Regions from separate parts of the Homo sapiens genome. Here region 1 is linked to region 2. Evidence: chromatin loops called from intact Hi-C (ENCODE). Cell type or tissue: ascending aorta. All regions are shown on one strand.

What was found. Peaks named below come from ENCODE experiments on the same cell type or tissue, not always from the same donor. Only the 100,000 strongest peaks of a DNase experiment are listed, where the experiment ranks them.
Region 1: a loop joins it to region 2, with 4 times the contacts of the local background. A loop is called at or near these places in 4 of 110 quality-filtered maps.

Annotation. Positions count from the first base shown.
Region 1 is chr7:70,692,585-70,695,084 of GRCh38, reverse strand. All of the region lies in intron 5 of AUTS2 (activator of transcription and developmental regulator AUTS2), which reads right to left. Among named protein-coding and RNA genes, the nearest start is that of GALNT17, 440 kb to the left of the region's middle. RefSeq lists silencers at 270-449, 550-889, 900-1,259, 1,350-1,399. In ascending aorta, no CTCF peak of the experiment used is centred here; DNase peaks (open chromatin) are centred at 124, 504 and 1,234; H3K4me3 peaks cover 1,800 bases; H3K27ac peaks cover 2,064 bases.
Region 2 is chr7:70,379,461-70,381,960 of GRCh38, reverse strand. The region is part of intron 4 of AUTS2 (activator of transcription and developmental regulator AUTS2); the gene reads right to left. Among named protein-coding and RNA genes, the nearest start is that of GALNT17, 750 kb to the left of the region's middle. In ascending aorta, no CTCF peak of the experiment used is centred here; a DNase peak (open chromatin) is centred at 1,440; H3K4me3 peaks cover 584 bases; H3K27ac peaks cover 1,830 bases.

The DNA.
Region 1 (2,500 bases), 310 kb before region 2:
GAGGTAGGCAAGCGAGCCGCGCCCCGGGGGCTTCATTACCTGGTTGCAAAGGGTTAAACGGTCCGGTCAGCCCCAAGTTCATGGTTTGGTTCTTTAGCAGGGCTCCCGAAGGGCGATCGTCAAAGACCAGGGGGGAAACCACCAAAACACACGAAGAGAAAACGCCCAACTCTCGACCCGGCTCTGTCCACAAGAGTCTCTGGGCTCCTTCCTCGCCAAAGTCCGAGAGCGGAGGCGCCGAACCAGATCCGAACCGGGCAACAGCTTCGGGGCGACCGAGAGCCGGCGCCGCGCGCACACATCCAGCGCGGCCGAGGCCCCGGGCGGCGGGAGGAGCGCGCCCGCCGAGATCGCCCGGCCCGCGCTCGCCACTGTCTCCCCGCCGCTCCTGCGGCGCGCGGGGCCGCGCTGGCGCGGCGGGGGCTAACAAGGCGCGTCCCGGGCCGGCCGGCGGGAGGGCGAGGCGGAGAAGAGCGGCCTGAGCCGCCGCCGCGGCGCGCGGAGCTAAGAGCGAGGCGGCGGCGGCGGCGACAGGACAAAGGAGACCATGTGCGGAGGGAGGGAGGAGGGAGAGGGAGGAGGAGGAGGAGGGCGCGCGGCGGCTTCTCCCCGGCGGCCGCCCGGGGCTCCCCGACAGCCGGTCCCGCCTCTCCAGCCGCGCCGCGGGCTGCCTGGTCCTGGGCCCGCCGCGGTGCTGGAGGGAGCCGCTCCGGGAGTCTGGATTTTGTGCGGATCTCGCCGGCGCGCGGCCCAGGAGGCGCTGCAACGGCGGGGCGCGGGGCGGCGGCGCCTCTGGCCGGAGCTTGCGGGCTGGCGGGTGAGCGCCCGGGGCTGGCTGGGCTCCGGCCCGCGCTCGGCTTGCGGGCGCCTGCCTCTCCCGCCGGTTCACAGCTCAAGTGAACTCCATCGGCGGCCGCCGCGGGCTCCCTGGCTGGACGGTAGCAGGAGGGGGCGGCGGCTACGCGGGGGCCCCTTGCTCCGGACTTCGCTCCCCGACTGCGCCGAGCGCGCCTCCTCCAGACGCTCGCAGCTCTCGGAGCGGGACTTCCTCGGCGCGCCGAGCCCGAGCCGCCGGTGCCACCGCCCCTCCTCCGTCCCGCCCCGCGCGCCCCGCCCCTCGCCGCCCCTCCTCTCGTCCCCGGCGCCGGGTCGGCCCAGCGGAGGCGCGGTCCCCAGGCGCGACATCGACAGCTGTTGCTCCCCCCGCGGCTCGAGCCCTCGGCTCCCCCCGGCTGCCTTCCTTGCGGGCGGGCGCGGCGGAAACTGCACCGCTCCTCGCCCTCCCCGCAGTTGCCGCTTCCAAGATTGCGCCATGGCAGGGAAAGGCCACTAGGCCCGCAGCCTGGGGTTGAATTGCCACCAAGCCAGTCACATCTGCAAAGAGCAGGCTCTCTGGGCGGTTGTGAGGGCTCAGTGGTAAAGTCATGTATGTAAAAGGCCTGGCACATAGTAGGCGCTCAATACAAAATAATCATTGCATTGTGGAAAATGGAGACGGGGATCACGGTCTGGGTCTCAGACACAAAGGTCTTCACCTAACCTCCTTCCCCACCACAGCCGACTGACCGCAGTGTGCTCGGTTTGATGAATAACTTAAGAGCATGAACTGGCCACTTAGAAATCCTCTCCTCCCAGCTCCTCACACCCTCTGACACGTGCACACCCTGCATCCACAAAAGTGGAGCCTGTTGCTTCCCCTGGCATTCACCGAATGTAGGGAAAGAATGAAAGCAATGGCAAAGCCTCGCTACATGGGCAGCAGTTACGTCTATCATCCTAACATGTATCGTGTCTGTATCCCCTAGAGCACAGTGCAGTGCCCCCAGAGGGTGTGGGGGACTGAATGGCCAGAAATGAGGCACTCAGCAGATTCCCCTGAGCAACCCACTCCCACCAGAACGCACCCCGGGCGAGGAAACCCTCTGAAAACATCTGGAGTTTTAATTCCACACCTGCAGCTTGACAAGGTCCCTCCTTGGTGCAGAGGAAAAGCTGCTGCAATTTTCCTAGTACAAGAAAAAGAGCAAGCAAGCCCTAGGTTGCAACCGGTAGGGTTGTGGAGTACAGTGGGCACACCAAGGTGGGGTGAGAGGAAAACTTCAGTTCTAAGTCCCCTCCCAGTGCCACCGTTACCTGGAGTGTGGCTGGAGGAAGAGAGGAAGAGAACAGGGGTTGGGAGAGATGCACACCACATATGAATGACATGCAGACTGGTTTAAAGTAATGATGGCCACTCCTTGCCTCTTTGAAGTTGCATGTCTATCACTATTTGATTTCATGGCACTCTTGAAAAACCTCTCAAGTTAAAAAAAAAAAAAAAAGGTGGGGGTGCTTGCTGTATGGCATACTTCCCCCTCCTCTAGCCTCTAAGTTTGGAAATAAGAAGCCTTCTCTCTCTAGCTTCATCACCCCCTCCCCCAAACTGGTAGCACAATGTGGTGTTATACAAGTCTTTTTAAAAATATAGGTAACAGTGATTTTTCTCTACCACTGCCTCCTG
Region 2 (2,500 bases):
CTGTGTATCACCCACCTATAAAACAGTGCTTGGTATACGGTATACACTCAAAAAGTGTTTACTGACTGAATAAAGAAATAACAACTTTGAAATTAAAGGATCAACGGGAGTGCAATATAAAAATAAAGGTAAAGAGAGCTGAAAACAGACCCTTGAGAATATTTAGCAGGTAGGAGCAGGAGGAAGTCAATGTGACAAAGGAGAAAGGAGAAGGAGCTTTAAGCTTATCGTTCTGCCATCTAGTCAAATTCTGACTCTGATTTTCTTTGGAAAATTTTCTAAAATTTTCTTAATGTCTGTTTTACCATATTTGTAACTGGAGGGTTAATGATCATAGAGGCTCCATTTAGGTCCACAATATTAAGAATCTTCAAATCCCTCATCATTGACTTAATTTTTATTATTAAAATTTTCTTACATTTGTGTCTAGGGCTAACGAATGATTTGCAAGTTTCCTGAATGCTGGGAAATTTTTCTCCCAAGGCTTGCTTAATGTTGTACTTTCTCATAAATTGTAGCTCCATAAATAAGTTGATTTGACTTTTTCCTTGAAGTATAGTTTGTACACAGGAAAACACACAGCTGTAAAGTGTACAGTTGGTTGAGTTTTGACAAATGTATGTACTGTGTTATCTACCTTCCAATCAAGATATAAGACATGTCCATGTTGGCTGGATTTTGATTTCTTCACTATTGCATTATTGGGAAGTCCACTTGGGCTATCATTATCCCTCTTCTTTATCTTGTGAATATCTCATTGGTGAAATAGCTATATAATCAGTAATTTTCAAATATATAATTCTAATGTTATTCTTAGTATTATTTCATCCTATTTCAGTGTTTTCCCCAGGTAATAGACTAATTCAACCAAAAGTGTTGGATGAGAGCAAATATTATTTATACGGTATCATTGCCAATATTTTTAACTTAAATGAAATCATGAATCTGACCATCTCCATAAGAGGTATTTATCCTATACTCTTCTATGTTAATGGATATCTGGCCATTTTAAGAGAAAACTACTTAATTCGTTTTTTAGCCAAAGATAAATGTGTTTGATAGCATATTTCTGAAAACAGGCTGTTCTATTTCAGGCTAGTTTTGAATATTTCTTTGGTTGGGTCATGAGACTGTGGCTTTTGAATTATTTGGAGCCAAACACCATTCAGCTGACTTTGGCTCCTCAGTGAGTAAGGGGAGCTCTGCTCCCTCCTGTTTTTAATCAGACACAATTTGATATTTACCCATTTCTGACACCTGGCTCTGAAAAAGCCCATGGTCGCCAGTTCAGACTAGGCGTTGTCCCTGGCCTTGATGGATCCTTTGGATTCGACAGTTTCTCCAAGTTCAAATTCTGTGGGGTCAGTTTGGCTCTGTTTTCCCCACCTTACAAGAAGCAGGCTTCCCAGTCATAAGCCCAGGCTGTGGACTGGGAGCCCTCCCCTGAGATCACAGCCACGGACGTGGTCCTGGCTCTGCCAGCGGAAAGGGGGACTGCTTTTGCGGTTACTGTCAGACGTCAATGCTGGAGGCTGGCTTCCAGGCAGTCTCCAGTACTCAATTTCTACCAAAATGAAATAAGAACCAACATATGCAGCTGAAATTACCAAAGTCTGCCCTTCTGATACTTAAACAATTCTACCTGCACTGAATTTTAAGCCCTTTTGGTCTCTATTTGAGCAAATATTCCAGTATTTGCACTAACTTTGTTTGATCCCAGAGCCACATTAATCAGAAAAGAGGAGAGAATGTCATTTGTGCCAAATACCTAAGTCCTTGCTCAAGTCAAATGTTACAATGAAAAAGTGAGTTTTATAGTACTGGATGCTGAAGAGCTCCAAGAAGACTGCAGCAAAGTCAATAAATCAAATAATCAATATATACTGATCAAACCACTTCAGACTCTTTGCTTAGTGTCAGTCATGTTTTGTACATGATGCATCCTCACCCTGGAGAATCTGGGTTTAAAAAGTTGACCTTGTTGTCTTCCTGACCATGATTTGCACCTGATCGAAATATTTTCTACTTCTAAGTCATTCCAACACAGCACAGTTATTTGCCTCTGGTACAGCAAATAAGCCAACCAAAAATTCTTAGCTCCTGTCTTTTGCTGAAGAAAACAATACCACATAAGACAATGGTAAAGGTGAAGTTCTTAGAACACTTCAAGTAAATGTCATAATAGACCAAGTCTGAAGATTAATAAATTCAGTCTCTTAGTGTAGGAATCCCCTTTACTTCCTTGTTGAGAGGATTTTCTAGCCTGTATTTGAATATTTCTGTTGACAGTTTACTAATTTTCAAGGCAGCCAGTCTACCAAGCTACAACTACATCTTTTATTCTGCACTGAAATGTGTCCTTCCAGAACCTACACACACAGAATGGCCTCAATTCTGTCCTCTGAAATGACACAAATTAAGTCTAATGATAGTTTTTCTTTCTTTCTTTTTTTTTTTTTGAGACGGATGCTCGCTCTGTCACCCAGGGTGGAGTGCAGTT